Linked DNA regions of Homo sapiens: region 2 is linked to region 1. A link is an interaction called in ENCODE POLR2A ChIA-PET data of the cell type or tissue named here. Cell type or tissue: A673. All regions are shown on one strand. Links, peaks and the distances in the headings refer to the core of each region. The heading gives the core; the rest is flanking DNA.

The links. ChIA-PET counts read pairs that join two places held together with the same protein. Peaks named below come from ENCODE experiments on the same cell type or tissue, not always from the same donor. Only the 100,000 strongest peaks of a DNase experiment are listed, where the experiment ranks them.
Region 2: POLR2A ChIA-PET joins it to region 1 with 5 read pairs; 2 of 35 experiments call an interaction of 5 or more read pairs at or near these places.

What each region holds. Positions count from the first base shown.
Region 1 is chr13:59,716,321-59,725,017 of GRCh38, forward strand. All of the region lies in intron 27 of DIAPH3 (diaphanous related formin 3), which reads right to left. Among named protein-coding and RNA genes, the nearest start is that of DIAPH3-AS1, 290 kb to the right of the region's middle. In A673, for the core only: no CTCF peak of the experiment used is centred there; no DNase peak of the experiment used is centred there.
Region 2 is chr13:59,877,308-59,886,004 of GRCh38, forward strand. DIAPH3 (diaphanous related formin 3) reads right to left here. Exons shown (of 28, transcript NM_001042517.2): 21 at 1,922-2,161. Among named protein-coding and RNA genes, the nearest start is that of DIAPH3-AS1, 130 kb to the right of the region's middle. In A673, for the core only: no CTCF peak of the experiment used is centred there; no DNase peak of the experiment used is centred there; H3K27ac peaks cover 1,330 bases.

The DNA of each region.
Region 1 (8,697 bases), core at 2,702-6,701:
GCCCGCCACCACGCCCGGCTAATTTTTTGTATTTTTAGTAGAGACGGGGTTTCACCATGTTAGCCAGGATGGTCTCGATCTCCTGATCTTGTGATCTGCCCGCCTTTGCCTCCCAAAGTGCTGGGATTACAGGCATGAGCCACCGTGCCCGGCCCCAGGAAACATTTTTAAAAAAAGAGATAACAAAGAAGAAGTATCAGCAACAAAAATACAGGTACCTCTCATGGAGACATGCTCTGTGCCAGGCAATACACTAAACCCTTCATATGCTGAATAGCTCCTAGTGCTTGGAAACCCTTTTGAAGTAGACATTATTATCACCTCCATTTTACAAATATGAAACTGAATGTAAGACGGCTTAAATAACTCAAAAAAAGATCACATTATAAGCAGCTGAGGCTGGATTTGAAATCTGTTCTTTGATGTTAGACTCCCTTTATTTGCTCCCTTAATACATATAATGGGTGGGTCTGACACAATTACTGTGTTTAAAATATATCACTCATTAAATTCTGCTTTAAATGAGATTATCTATCAACAAGGGAATACCTGACTCTGGTAGCATACATTATTACGTCAGCACTCTTTTGTGATGATTCTGTAACTACAATGACAGATGGACCTATTAAAAAAAAAAGTAGTAAGAATAAAAAAATCTCACTTAATTTTTTAAAAATTTCATGTACTGTGTTAACTATCATAAAATGCAACAGAAACAAAGAACAGTATAGTGTCAAGCGTGTACATACTGTCTTAAAAACAGTGACAAAATATATTCAAAAGATCTGCAATGCAGCAGTCCAGGAGGGTTGACATTAGAAAAAAATTATTAAACCCAGTAAGTTAACGAAACCTTAGAACTACTCCGAGTTTGGGAAGGAATTAAAAAATCATTAAAATGTTAAGAATTTATAAAACAGCAGTTAAATTTTTAAATAAGAATAGTATCTATACATACCGATTAAGCTTTAAGTACTTTTTCCGTACTTTAAGTATTTTGAAGTATCTTCTCAGGGGCCTACTTGACAGTGTGCAGATGGGGTGGCCATCAGCCAACTAGTCACCTTCAGTGCCATCCAGTGATCCATGGTGGCAGGAACTTCTGGTCTCTGTTGCTTCCTCTACTTTCAAGTCTTGCATTAATTTGCCACCCAACAGCCCACTCTTCCTGGTCCAACCAAGGCCAGTGTGTACAGTCTGACCACTCACTCAGACCATTTGGGATAAGTCTTACTTTCTAGCCACATGTCTCCTATTCGGTTACAAATGATTATACAATACAAATATTGTATTTAAAGAACTTTTAAAAGCTCCATAAATGATTAGGTTTTGTTTTCAGTTATCTATGCAAAATACTGGTTGGCTTTCCCATATAACTGGAAATCCACCTCAACATTGTTAGGTGGCAACCAAGAAAATTATAGGTATAGGAGGATAAATCTTCTGAAATGCTACCCTTGGAGTTCCATTCTACCCCACTCAAAAAACAAACAAAAAAACCACAAGCCAAACCAAACCAAAACCAAACCAAACAAAAAAAAACAAAGAAAAAGAAAAAAGAGACAGAGAGACTATTAAAATGGACAATCTTATTTGTCATTAGTTGTACTGAACTTATTTCTAATCACCTATACAGAAATCACTAAACATACAACCTGTAATTTTAACAATACAATGACAGAAAAATTAACAATGACTGAGCTGCTACTGTATATATTAGGCACTAGCCAGGTCCTTTTACATTATTTATTCCGTTTCAGACTTATCACAACCTCTCATGGTTGGAATTGTTATTCCAGTTTTACAGGTGAGGAAAAACAGTCTTAAAGGCACAAGGTCAGATCCTTGGCCACCTCCCTGATGCCACGCTGCTGGTGGTGAGGAAAAAGCTCAGACTTAACTTTCCTTCCTTTAAAAAGAATATCACAGAACATAAACCACCCTAATAAGGTCCTAAACATTTAGAGGAATTACTATGGAAAGTTCTTGTCATTACAAAGCTAAATTCTTCTTGTTCTGAAGTCTCCCTGAATAGCTCAGAAAGAAAATCAGATGTTTAGCATTTGAGAATCCATTCAAATTTTCAGAAACAGCAATAGTGTTTTAATCAAGGCAAATCATTATAAATTATAAACACCAGAATGTTACCGGTCTAAATGAAACACACTCCCTGATCCTACTCATAGCTACTAAATATAAAGAACTTAATGAATTAGGTTAATGTGCCTGTTAAGATGATACAAGGTAGAAAGGGGACCCCCAAAAGCAAGTTTCCAAAGTCAAATTGTTATGTCTTCTAATAATAGACCTTATAAAGAAACATTAATATTAACACATGTACTATACAACATATATAATTGAGACATTTTCAATAGTGGAATGTTGAAAAAGGAAAAATGTAATATTTCTTTTTTTTAAGGAACTGTCATTTGTTAAATCCTTTTGGTAGGCTGTATTCCAAGAAGGTAATATTTTGAACTGGTTTTCAATCATCACAAAGGTTGGAGAATATCTTTCTGTATATTTTATTAAGGCTTTTGAGAGATGTACTAGATACTTCAAATTCATATATTTTAGTGACAATGCCACCTCAAAATGTAGCCCCCCCCACCTAACTGATAACTTAAAGAAAATGTATTCATAATATAACCTGAAAATAAACACAATATAATGATGACTGATAGTCCATTTCTTTCCCTGAGATTTAGCTCATGGTATGCCTCTGATAAGGAACTGCATTTTTCTAAATAGCACTCAATTTTCTTTAGCAAAAAAACAAAACAAAACAAAACAGTAGGCTGCTCTTTTTCTTCTGACATACCATATAAAGCCTTCCTTCCAGAATATTTTTTCCTTTGAAAGTAAGCCATAAAATAAAATGTCGTGCTTGAAAATCAATATATTAGTGAATGGAGACAAACGTATTTGTGTGATTTGAGTTCAATTGTAGCACATATAATGAAGAGAGCCACATTTTTACTTAGTGAAGATATCTATCAAATACAATACTAACATTAGTTCTGTTTCCTATTTCTAGGTAAAATTTTAGTTAACAAATAAAACACTGTGATTTAATGAAGAATGGATTAATTTGAAAGCTATGACACTTAAAACTTATGGAGAGAGGTTGGCTCTAAGCAAAAAGGTGAATTAAATGAAGCCTGCCTTTGGATGTTGTTTTCCTTGGTGGTGACATTCCATTAGGCCATGAGCAGCTATTGGAGAACACATTCCAGGCAATGGGTTCTCTCACGCTGCTCATGGCCTATCTACTAAAGATATTCCTTCATGTGAAGTACCCTGCAACCTGAATTTGTGTCTATACCTCTCCTTCTTGGTGTTGGAGAAAGCTCTTTAAAGAGCCATGCTTTCTGGCTGTTACTGTCTTCTTTTTCCTCTCTGAATAAAGAAATGACAGATGGCACTCTAGCGGTGAAATTGGACTGAGAGGCAGACTTGGGAATTACAAGCTAAAGGATAAAGAGGGTAAGCATTAAGACAGAGGGAACCCAAGTCTGTGATGACATTGTGGAACCTCCATACAAGCATCAGACTAGCTTTGAATTTCTCCATTTAAATGAAGTATAAAAGTCAATGATAACTTGAGGGTTCTCTCCTATGCACTTGAACTTAATCCTAAACAATTGAGGAGGAGAAACTGGATAGTTGGGAAGGGGAAAGTGTATAGCTGGAGGACAATGGGCTATGTTCTGAGAAATGCGTCACTGTGATTTTGCTGTCATGGGAACATTATAGACTATACTTACATAATCGATATAGCCTATATACACCTAGGCTATACCGTAACACGATTGTAAATATTTGTGTATCTAAGTGTATCTAAACACAGAAAAGGTATAGTAAAAATACAATATAAAGATAAAAATTGTACACCTGTATAGGGCAGCTCCATTATAATCTTATTGGGCCACCACTGTATATTGGGTCTGTCATTGACCTAAATATCATTATGTGGTACATGACTATATTTTTTCAAAATCTGAATTTTGAACCATATATATTTATTACTTAGTCCAAAACTAAATTCTAAAAACTGTAAAAACACTATGCTCAAAATATTAGAAATTGTTATTAAATGAAAATTTTTTTATTTTGTAAAAAAAGTTCTTAAAAATTGAACATAAAATATTTATTTTAATAAACATGGGCAATGTGATATGTCATAATCATTTCTTCTGTAAAACCGAGAATTTTATCAGGACAGGAAACATTGTGATCACCTTTGCAACTAGAACATCCAGTCAGTATTCTGCATGTGGCTGGTGCTTGTAAATGATGGTCGAACAAATAAAATGCTGTAAAATATATCCCCATTCCAAAGAGCTGTCCTCTGTATGTGCCTGACAGTTATCTATAAAACTGAATATATGAGGAAGATTTTAGGCAAACACAGAAGAAAAAAAATTAGAATTTTTGAGAAGAAGCTTAGCAGAACACAGTTATTGGTAGTTATGTAAGCTAGTAAGCAAACATTATAAGTCCATTTATTTATCTGCCCCAATAACTCATTTTCCTCTGCAAGTATTCACTGACTATCTGGCATATGTAATAATCCCCAAGTGAAAGTTTAAAAGTATATATGTAGGGTGGGGTGGAGGCTGCTGTTAAAGGAGCACTGTAGGAATTTAGCCTAATTTCCATGATTTTTATTTTTCTAATATTTGTATTCTATTAAAACAATCCAAAAGAATACAACTGACTAAATGCACACTTGGCTAAATTTTCATACTGTAAAATTCCACAAATAACTTGCTAACCATTACACAAATCAAGAATTTTGATTTATAGTTTACATATATAACACATATTTTTTGGGTAGTTCTATTATAAAAATCACCCATCTTCCCAAAATGGATTGTTAACAATTATAACCAGCTGATATGAAAATTTGATTAGAACAGCTCAAATGGAATTGGCAAGTAAGGGCTTTTTACCGAGCAAATGCATAAAACTTTCAGAAGATTGATAGGGATATGTAACTTAATTTGTCGGTTTCATTTTTCATGTCTTGGTAATAAATGTTATTTTGATAAATAAAGATGATTTTATTGCATTTATTGCACTGGGATTTTTATACAACCATGGTTCTTCAAGTAATATAAGAGGAAGAACCGTATTTCAGTACTCAAGCTGTTAACTCATGTTTTTTTTAAAGTTATTTGTCAATGTCTCTTCATCTGCATAAGAACTAGGTGAATTGACGGTGTGAGTTTCTCTATGTTCTAAATCATAAAAAATCCCAAGGAAAAGAAATGAGTGTAATAGCCCTATAAATATTTGTGGATTGTCACTAATTCTACTTTATTTGCCTTTCACCAGTGACTTAGGATACTTTTCATTTTATGTTCATCTGACAAAATAATGGCAACGACAGTGGGCAAGAGGTTGTACCATACAACCTCTTGGAACAAAATGTGGGTGGATCTGAGTTTGTCCCATTTGGCACCAATCCAGCCATGACAGTAGGTAAAAGAGGGAAGGAATTCCAGTCCCACTGGGTTGCTTGTGTCCAGAAGAACAAGAGCAAAACTAATCAAGGCAGATAGAGGGAGTTTTGAAAGCAGCTTCTGGGCACCACCAAAATAATGGTCAGAGTGGTACTGGCTGCTTGTGCTCTTTCAGAAGCTGGGCTTTACCTGCCAGCAAAAGCAAGATAAAAGCTTTTGAATAAAGATATAACCATATGAAGCAGCTTTTACACTTTATATAAAACTGCTGTCAAAACATTGTCCATAAAACATCTAATTATCCCTGTCAAAGGTTCTGCATTCAAAGCCCTTAGGAATTCAAAGCCACAAAAAAAGCTTGCCACTCTTCAAGAATCGGTATACGTCCTCATAGAAGGAAATAATAATGATTTAACCTACAGAGGTCCTTAGGAAACATTTTTCAAAAAGAGTCTGAGAGCCTTATGACATGGCCTTTATTGATTTTTCCCTTTGGTAGGGTTCAAAGGAATTAATAAAATATGATTATTACTTGTGAACAGGTAATGTATCCTGGTTATGGTGGACTGACATTCAACATCCATTTTTAACCATCTACTAGAGTGTCTTCCTGTACTGCAGTGGCTAGAAGCTAAAAACCACATCAGAGACCCCATGCAGTTTGGATGTGATTTGGTTTGGCCAATCTTCAAATTGCTCACGGTTAGGATGTTGGAAGTAAGGTGGAGGCCACGTTTTTGTGGGGTTTCTTGCAAGTGTGACTGTGGAAGCATTTGGTTTTCTCTCATAGCACCAGCAACCATCCTTGTATCTAGTCACTAGCTGTGTAGTACTAAAAGGCAGAAAGATAGCTCTCTGTTATGCTGGTGTGGATTGTAACAGGCACTGCAAGGTTCTGTGTCTGGCAGTAACAGTGGTGGCTTCCTGATCATGGGGACTTCCTGTTAGGGAGTGGCAGTGAGGTTCTGGAGCCAGCAGCTTCCCAATTCAGCAGGCAGTTTCTGTATCATAGAGCGGGGAGCAAATGCCATGGTAGCCTGTGTTAGGGCTTCACATGTAGCTCATCAAAGCTTGATCTAAATTGTTTCTTCAGTCCTCCTAATGACCCCGAATCCACTTACAATGTCATGATTAAATACTTCACTGCTTAAACTGGATTCTAGTCTCTGAGCCAGAACCCTGACCTATACAGCATGCCAGCACATACATACCCCTTCCAAGAAATGGATTTCCTATTTGGTAGTGATGAGGAAGAGGTTCTAAAACTCTATAGGAAAAATAACTCTTCAGAATAATGTTCAGGGACTAATGGGTGTGAACTCTTTCCCCCACTCTGAATGCAGATGTGTTCTTGGTGACACTGAGATATATTCCAGGACCAGGAGAGCTCAATGTTTAAAATATTCACTTGAGCCAAGGTGTCCAGATTGTTAGTGTACTTCTAGAATGTAAACCCTAAGACAGTAGTACAGTAAGAACTAAGCTTCTTAGAGTCAGTGAGACCCTATTTTCCAGCAACAGTGTGTCCTGGTAGCTGCAGGTGCCCATTCATTTCTAGAGGCAATGGATTCTGAGACATGCTACATCTGCTCCTGCTACGCATCCATCCAACTTTCCATAAGATGTTATACCCCTGGCTAATTAAAGTGGAAACCTAATTTAACTATATATTGTGTGTGTGTGTGTATGTGTGTGCGTGTGTGGTCTTTCCCCACCAATCTATAGCTCACTTGAAGTATTCAAGTCTCCTGGTAAAAGTCTGTTTTGTCGTACACTGTCTAAAGATTCTTTGTTAAGTGACACTGATCGAAAATGATGGTCTTTTTTTTTTTTCCTTTTTGAGATGAAGTCTCACACTGTCACCTGGGCTGGTGTGCAGTGGCGCAATCTCGGCTCGCTGCAATCTCCGCCTCCTGGGTTCAAGCAATTCTCCTGCCTCTGCCTCCCAAGTAGCTGGGACTACAGGTGTGTGCCACCGCACCCAGCTAATTTTTTTTTGTATTTTTAGTAGAGATGGGGTTTCACTATGTTGGCCAGGCTGGTCTCGAACTCCTGACCTCGTGATCCGCCCGCCTCGGCCTCCCAAAGTGCTGGGATTACAGGCATGAGCCACCGCACCCAGCCAGAAAATGATAGTCTATCTATCTGTTCACCTCAATGTGTTAAAAGTTAAAAAAAAAAAAAAAAAAAAAGAATATGATTGGCTGTCACTATGGGCCCTCAGTTTTTGTGATAAAGGGATAGTTCTCTATTATACACTGTGAGGGGCTTTACCAGCAAGTATGGGTAGGGTTGCAAGACTTGGCAAAATAAAATAATATAAAAAATGAGTACATTTAGTGAAGTATGAATTTTAGATAAACAATGAACAACTTTTTAGTATATGTATACCCTACACAACATTTAGGACATATTTATATTAAGTATTCATTGTTTACTTGAAATTTAAATTTAACTGACATTTCTATGTTTTATTTGGCAACCCTAGTAGTAGAAAAAACTCGTGTGTGAACTATCACTGCAGAGTGATCTTATTCCAAACCAGCTTAGGAGCCTGAGACTGTCTAAAGAATTTAAGACACCTGTTTTCAGATAGAAAGAATGAGCTCAGTATGGGTAATCCACGGCCTTATAAATAATGGGGAATAAATGGTACACAAAACTCTTGGTTGGCCTTACTCTCGGTATTTCTTGGGTTTTATTTCCTTGAGCCTAAATTCAAGTATGAATTTGCCTAGAAGATGCAGCCCAAGTTTTGGCACTCTAAAAGCTCTATTTCCTCTTTTTCCCCTGGCTGTTAGGAAGCTCAAAAATAAATCACAGTATTAACTTTTCACTTCTTCATCCTTAAAAAGATAAGCTACCTTAAATCCTTTCAAAAGGGGATGGGCCATAAATTGCCGATTGCGTCAAATGAGCTGGCTTTCCTTTATGGTAGTCACAGATAGTGAAAGAAATCGTTGTGAAAATTACACATAATAGAAATCACCTTCCTAATTTTTACACCTTTGGGGAATAGAAAGTACTTTGTTTACTTTAATTCTTCTATAAGTTCAAAATTTGGCTATATGAGTTGAAAATAAGATAGCATCTTGCACTATTGTTGCTGTGAGGAATATATGCCCCAGAAAAGAAAAGCTATTCTAGAGTTTCAACTTTTATTTATCAAGGACTGTATTCTATAATACATAGAAGAGAGCTGTATCAAGCAATTTACTGTTTTTAGTTG
Region 2 (8,697 bases), core at 1,950-5,949, 160 kb after region 1:
CCCCCATACCATCTTTCCTATTACCTTCTCAGTTTGGTTTCCTCTGTTGCTCTCTTAGGTCTCACACTACATGTCAACCAAACACCAAATACCTCCTCAATGTAACCCTCTAACCCAGCGCTGTCCAATAACTTTATGCAATGATGGTAATGTGCCATATATATGCTGCCAACGGGTATGGACACTGAGCACTTGGCATGTGGCGAGTGTGACTGAGGAACTATGTTTTTAATTTTATTTAAATTTCAACTAATTTGAATTAAGTAGCCATATATGTTTCATGGCAACAGTACTAAACAGTGCAGCTTAACCTTCTTCCATACTGCTGATAGACATATCTTGCTACGAAACATCTGATCATATTACTTGCCTTACAGAGTGTGACTCCATAAAATCTCCATCATTAGGCAGGATATTCAAAGCTCTTTACAATCTAGACCAATTTATCACCTCAGTCTCATTAGCCCCACTCCTTTCCCATCTAGTTTGCAAAGGTAGTAGGCCACTCACTGTACTCACACATGCCATGCTATAACCCTTTTGGAAGCTGCTGACTCCTGCTTAGAACGCCTTTTCCTCTCACAGAACATCTGCTCATCCTTCAAGATCCAGCTTAAATTCCCATTTCTCTCTGAATATCTAACTGCCCTCTCATAGCTGAGCTAGGCTCTCTGTCTTAACTCTGCTGCCATAACTTTTAGTATGTGGCTTCATTAAAGCATTTCATCATAATTAATGGTTTACATGTGGAAAATATGAGTCTCATGTATGCCAGGTAAATATTAATCACATACATTAAAGATAGAATCTAAAGATAGAATCTGGCAAAGCATCTGGCACAGGACTTCACTCTGAGTAAGCCCACGAGAGATGTGCCAAGTCTTCAGGATGTGTTTTAGGAATTGCATCGCCCATGCTAGGGATCTTCACCAAATACAGCTGCCTAAGAAAACAGAGAGGAAAATAAAAGAATGGAGATGGGGCAAAGGAAACACTCACAAGGCATTGATAGCAATGAGAGGCTTAGGCCAGGGAAATTGTATAAGAAAATTCATGAAAGCCCCAATAGAATAAGCATGCAGTAAACCTATAGGTAAAGCAGAACTTGTTTTTCACCTTCCCTAACTAGCTGGCAATAGCAATAATCAAATTCCTTAATCAGGGAGTGTGGTTGTTACGAGGTCAAGAACAAGAAAAAGGTTTTCTTCTGATGTGTAACTGAGAAGAATTTGTTGTAAGCAGATCAATAAAGCCCTATTACTATGGCCCACTCCTCAGGAAAGAGCTCTGTTTTATAAAACATTGAATATATTTGCTGTAAGGAAATTCAACCTATGAAAGACACAGGAGAAAAAAAAGGCTCTAAACTTACTCCATTTTCATGTCCTCTAGAATTATATTTAGATAGAAACACTTCAAAATCAATAATATCCGAGTTGCATATATTTCCAATATAATAATTTCCCCTTTATATAAAGGGGTCCCATTTTTCTCTCCTTTCAGTCTGCTTATGAAAGCAATGCAGAGAAATATTTAAATAGTTAAAGGTAAAAATGTTAATGGCAATCCTAAGCAATATTCAATATATATACAGGTATCTGAACTGAGTAAGTACGAGTCAGTATTAATAATATTTTGACGTTCCATTTCATTGGTTTGAGAAAGCATAGGTTTATGATATAATTTTGTTATTAAATAAAATCCTTGAATTGGATTTGCAGATTGAAGAAAATTAATATTTGGATTTAGTTCAGAGGTTGAGTAAATTAGCTCAGTTCACTCTGGGTTTGAGTTCATGGTTCAGTTCAAGTTCTTGATAATGAGCACATCAAAATAAAAAAATATTTAAATAATGCAATCAGGGCTGACATTTAAGAGCAAGTGTTCAGGCAAATATGTGTTTTTAAAAAAACAAACTCACTTTACAGAGAGAGCTAAGGTTAAATCCGAAGGTTTGAGCATTCCGGGAGCCAGCATTCATGTAGTTTCCCATTAGCAATACAAGTTCCAGCAACTTGCTAAAGCTTTTGCTCTTCTTTATCTCTTCGCAGGCAGTACTGACAGCCATGATGTCAGGTTTGATGTTGTTCACCTGCTCTTCAAACTGAAGCTTAAAGAGAATAGCACTGAGCCGTGGCCGTAGTCTCTTCACATTGCTCATCTGATTGAAAAGAAAACAGCAGATTTCCTTTAAAATGCATGGTATAGTTTAGTACTGTACGACTGCAAGTAATCTGGGATGATTTATTGGTATGACAGTACCAAAGAAGAAATATGTCTCCTAAAACTGATAGCAGGAAGAGAGAAAAGCCCTGCTTGTTTTTGTAAGGAATCCAGAGTCATCCCTCAAAACCCAAATTAACAATTTAGATGCTCAATGAAAAGAAAGCTTTAATTAAATGATAATGTTTAATTAAGCAATAAAGTAAGCATTTTTTAAACTAAATTCTAAAAAGGTAACAAGATACATAGGCCACAAATTACAAGGCATTCATGTCATTATTTTGAATAATTTTTGTTCAATACTGCAATATACTGGGTCATGTTTAAAACACATTCAGAAAAGTCTAAAGAGGGTTTGTTTTCTTCAAATAGCAATTGCTGTCCTCAGAAACCCTGCTGACTAACAGTATGTGTTAGATAGAGGGAGAGTAAATAGGTCCCAATTTGTACTAAATTGACTTTCTTCAGAAACACAGGAAAGTAGAATGACTCCTGACACATACTAAATTAGCAGAATCAGAGTTAGGAAACATGGGAGTAGTAGCAGGCAGAAGCGGTGCAAACCCACAAATCTATCACATGCCAAGTTAACCCTGTCTGGGACTCTAGGTTTCTCTACTGGGAATGTGGGGGACTGGAGGTGTCTAAAAGAACAAAGGGGCAAGTTCCTGCCTTTATCCTTACTCCTGTGTTATATCAACACACATGCAGGAAATAATCACTTAGCTGTAGGCTGAAGACATACCACATATGAAGCTAGATATGAATTCCTTGACCAAACACACTAGGGATTTGGGACTTAAAACGCACTGAAGGGGCGGTAATAGTAAAATTGTTGAACTTCAACAACTATTGTAAATATCAAAAGCAGGTTAAGGCAAGGTCAGAAAAAAAGCAGTGACAGATTAAAATAGGGACTGTTTCTCCCTTAGTCACAGACTGTAAAGGAAAGGCTAAAAAACAATGCTATATGAAGCCTGTAGGATGCCAAATATAATGAAAATCATGATTGTTTGGGATACAGAAAGCTATCAGCTCATAATATAATAATGACCGTTACTTAAAATATACTAGACAAAGGCTTATAAGACTCCAATATATTATAGACACTGCCTTAATGACTAAACATAACTCAGCTTACTCATCTGACAAAAATTGAGCAATAAAGAATTAGTTCTTTGTACACAACTCTGAGAGAATATTTTCATATAGACCAAAGCCCTATAGTGAATGAAAAGTTCCATTTTCAAATAATATAAATATCTAATTTATACTTAGCTTTCTCCCCAGACCCTTGCCAAATTAAATGGTTATTCATATACAATCAAGATTCTAAGGGCTCAATTAATGTAGTTATTAATAAGAAGTCTACTTTACAAGGCACTTTAAGGAACGTCTTCATATTCCACTGTCTAGGAAAAACAAAGAATGTAAGTTCAACAAGGACCAAAAAAAAAAAAAAAAAAAGAAGAAGAAGAAATATCATTAAGTTTATAGAGTAAGTTTAAGCGATATGAAATTATAAAGAGACAAAGATGTACTATTATAATGTTGATTCTTATTGGGCATGAATTGTTCTTTTTAAGCAGTGATCACTTATCACAAAGACATTTGTCTTAAAATATATTATATTTTAAGACAGATGGGTTCACTTACCTGGATTTTTTTTATCCTTAACCATTGCAAAAGGAAGATGTTCATATGACACTGGTAACATGAATAATGCTCTATTACACTTAATATGTCCTTTAGAGCAGTCAGACATACAAAAGAGCACTCACATGTAGTACCTGTAGTTATGGCCATTCTGAAGGTGTATAATGGGCTCATAGCATCGCTGTTTTCAGTAAGTGCCATTATTCATGATTATGAAGCCAGGTACTTGCAATACATATGAGAAGAAATTCTCCAGTATTCTATGCAAAACATTTGTATTACGAAATATATTAATTCTAACATATATTAATGTACTACTACATTCATGCACAGAAGAAAAAAGAGACTGCTTAAATGCCTACATTATACCACCCCAAAATATGTTAAAGCTTTCCTGCTGACAAGCTAACCATATGTAGCCAGCATAGAGTAATTAATTCTCCTAGAAAAATATAACCTAGATTTGTATGAATAATGAGTGTATCTGGCACTAGGGACAGGTACCTTGAAAAGATAGAGTAAGTCTATGATGTAATGCAGAACAAAGTGCTACAAGTTCATGAAAATCCCTGACAAGGCAAAGTCAGGAAATGTAACCTAAAAACAAAGCTTTGAACAACACTTAAAAAAAAAATTAGATGTCCTTTTCCTATTGTTCTTTCTTCCAAGTTTAGATAAATCAGTATTTGACTATTATTGAGTAAATGTGTTTTAATAAATAAAATTATTGAGTGGGAAAAGAACTTGAAAGGTCACCTGGAGAAGGTGCCTGTCTTTAGTTCACTATTTAGTCATATGATGACCCCTAGGCCAAATGGTTGCCCTTTTTATTTAACAACAAAATATCATTTAAGGTTAATGTTCCAAGATCTAAATCATGGAATCTATGATAATAACAGAAGGGTTACTTTTCTTTTTTTGAGGCAGAGTCTCACTCTGTCACCCAGGCTGGAGTGCAGTGGCACAATCTCAGCTCACTGCAACCTCTACCTCCTGGGTTCAAGCAATTCTCCTGCCTCGGCCTCTTGAGTGGCTGGGATTACAGCCATGAGCCACCACGCCCGGCTAATTTTTTGTATTTTTAGTAGAGACAGTGTTTCACCATGTTGTTCAGGCTGGTCTCTAACTTCTGACCTCAAGTGATCCACCCACTTGGGCTTCCCAAAGTGCTGGGATTACAAGCATGAGCCACTGCGCCCAGCCCTTTTCCTCATTATTTGAATCAAACTTTATTTCTTCAGGTGGAATCAAATAAAAAGGGTTAAGAAGGGGGAAAATATATGTATATGTAAAAAGCCCGACCAATGTTTCCGCATCCTCACCACTTCTCATATTCTATCAACACTGGGGATTTGCATTCTGTTTTCCTGCTAAGAAAACTAAACTTCTGACTTGTCTAAGACTAAGTGGAAGGCAGAAATGAACTATGGTGCTCAAATAATACTCTGAATGGCAACAGAAAGTCATTTTTAAAAATGAGAAAAAGGAAAGGGTAAATGAACAATAAACATAAAATGTAAGCTAGTTAATAATTAGAATGCTAGAAGAAATTAGAATTTCATTTTTACAGTTATCCTTTAAATCTATTGTTACAAAGTCTTGGCAATATAAATTCACGAAACCCAAATCTGACAATAATGAGATGTAATCTGAAGATCAATCCAAAAAAGGAAAAATACATTGATTTCACTCCTGTTTTTCCTGAAGGCAGGGAGCAGTACTCCTGTAACCCCCCCACACACAGATGTCATATGTCAGAATGAAGAGATGTTAAAAGCAGTGACTGGTAAAAATCAAGAAGCAATATCCAGAACCCTAAGGGTAATTTTATTTCAAAATTTTGTTTGTTGGCAATATATGTTGTTAGAGAGGGAACAACGTAAAAAGACCTTTAGAAAAATCAATGAACTAACAAGTATTGACTGGGCCCCATTCAGTGCTGTGAGGGGCACAGGAGCCATAGCAGCTGCCCCTGTAGCCCTTATCGTTGAATTCTTTCTGCCTGTCTTAAGGAGTATAAAGTCAGAAAGGTCCCCAGGAAGATGTAATCTCTCAAAATCTCATTATGGTTCTATTTTTCACATATAATTTTATCCATTATTCTATAAGGAAAAAAATCATTTTTTACATCAACTTTGTTTAACACCATATCTACTTCTCTTTATACATTTTCTTTTATAAATACAGGTTGTCAGATGTTTTTTTCCCCCGTCCTACTATGCAGACTTAACATGGCACACCTCAGAAGGATTTATTTTTTATTCTTTTTTATTCTTCCCTGAAGTTATTATGAAACTTCACTGTTCACTTAACTCTCTAACAGTATAGTAACCTGCTGACTGGGAAGTTACTGGCCTCGGTCTTAATTTATAATACTCTAAAAGCATTAGTTCATCTACTTTGTAGATATCACATTATAAGAAATAACAGAAAAGCATTTCAGGAAGGTGAAATGACTCTTTCAAGTCACCTGGCTAGTAGGACCCAGGCCTAGAGCTAACTTGCTGCTAATCAACTGTCCTTACCACTCAGAGCATCGCAATGTGGAAATTAAGAACCACAATTTACAAACCATCTGGAACTCAAGCTTCCTCTGCTATGTTTTCTAGTAGGTAAGAATGAACTTTAATTTCTTCACAGTAGTTATCAAGTAACACCCTGCAATGAGCTCTGCCTGCCACCTGTACTATCTCAATATTTCTTACCTTCCTCCTTAATATACCCAACTACCTCCTATTGTGCTGAATCTTTAATACTTTTTCAGATCTACTTTTGTTGTCTCTCCACATCAGGGATCCCACACCAGTAACTGTTAGAAAACAGGCTGCATAGTAGGAGGTGAGCAGCGGGCCTGAGCGAGCAGGTGAAGCTTCATCTGTATTTATAGCTGCTCCCTATTGCTTGCATTACCACCTGAGCTTGACCTCCTGTGAGATCAGTAGTGACATTAGATTCTCATAGGAGCGAGAACCCTGTTGTGAACTATGCACGCAAAAGATCTAGGTTGCATGCTCCTTATGAGAATCTAATGCCTGGATGATCTGTCGCTGTCTCCTATCACCCTCAGATGGGTCCATTTAGTTGCAGGAAAACAAGCTCAGGGCTCCCACTGATTCTACATTATGGTGAGTTGTATAATTATTTCATTATATAGTACAATGTAATAATAGAAATAAATGCACAATAAATGTAATATGGTTGAATCATCCCAAAACCATCCCCCTGCCATCTATGAAAAAAGTGTCTTCCATGAAACCATTCACTGGTGCTAAAAAGGTTGAGGACTGCTGCTCCACACTACACTCTCCACTCATACTCTCCTATTAGCTAATTCTTCAGTTCTCTATGGGAGAGGTATGATAAGCAAGAAGAATGTGAAAAAACAAATGCAGTTTTATGAAAGACAAGAGAAAATACTTTGAGAAAGTAATGTGATCTAATACATCACAGAATTAAGACACTAGAGAAAAAATTTTTGAGCTTGATTTTTCTAATGATATAAAAAATATCTTTCATTGTTAACAGACCAATATGTTCATGATCTCCAGAATTCTCAGAAAAAAACACAAGTTCATTTCACTTGGAGAAAGGCTTCAAAAAAAAAAAAAAAGCTATTCAAGTGACTTATGCCTGAGGTAATACTCAGAATATCAAAACTGTTTTTAAAATAAATGTACTCTTACGATATTAAAGCTGCTATGCTAAAGTTATTTAAGAAAACTATACAAAAACAAAGTACATATGGTATAATTTTTACATATTTCATAGGAGAAAGGTAAAGCCAAGGCTTGTACAAAAATATTAAAAGGCTAAAATGTATATTCCTCCACTTAGTCAAGAAATAAACAATTGGCTATAGACATTAGAGACTGCTGCACCTTTGTTTATAAATCCTTATCAATTCTGGATCACTAAGGATTTCACAGGAGGTCCAAATGAGTTCTGAAGATACTCAGGATCATCAAGTGGTAAAGCTATGATTGGTAAAGCTAAAGAACAAAGAGACTTCCTATTTAATTTGGCAGTCTCAGCACACAGTCTTAACACATAAGTTTCATATCTCTTGAATTAAAAAGCTGGCATAAACCCCAGAATCATATTAGTGTCTTAAATTCATTCATGCCCGCTTCCAGACAATCCCCATCCCATCGTAGAAAACCAGTGTTTTGATTTCAATCACTATAGCTTAGTTTTGCCTGTTCTTGAAATTTATATTAATGAAACTATACGGTAAACAGTTTATATAGCTGGCTTCTTTCACTAAAAAAAAAAAAAAAAAAAAAAGACTGAGATTTATACACACGTTGTATAATTCAGTACTTTGTTCCTTTTTATTAATAGATTTCCATGCAAGAATATACCAAAATTTGTGTATCTACTTTCCTGCTGATGGACTTTCCCCCCAACCCACCCCAGTTTGGAGCTATGTAGTGAGTTGAATTGAACAGAGACCCACAAAAGGTATGTCTAAATCCTAACCTCTGCTACCTTGAATGTGATCATATTTGGAAACAGTTTTAGCATACGTAATTAAATTAAGAATCTCAAGATGAAATCATCCTGGATTTAGGGTGAGCCCTAGACTGGAGTGATACATCTACCCAGAAACGCCAAGGATCGTGAGTAGATTAATGAAGCTAGCAGAGTGGTATGGATCAGATTCTCACTCAGAGACTCTGGAAGAAAGGAACCCTACCAATGCCTTCATTTATGACTTCTGGACCCCAGAAATGTGATAGCATAAATCTCTGTTGTTTTAAGCCACCAAGATCGTAGACATTTGTGGCGGCAACCCTAAGAAACTAATACAGGCTATTT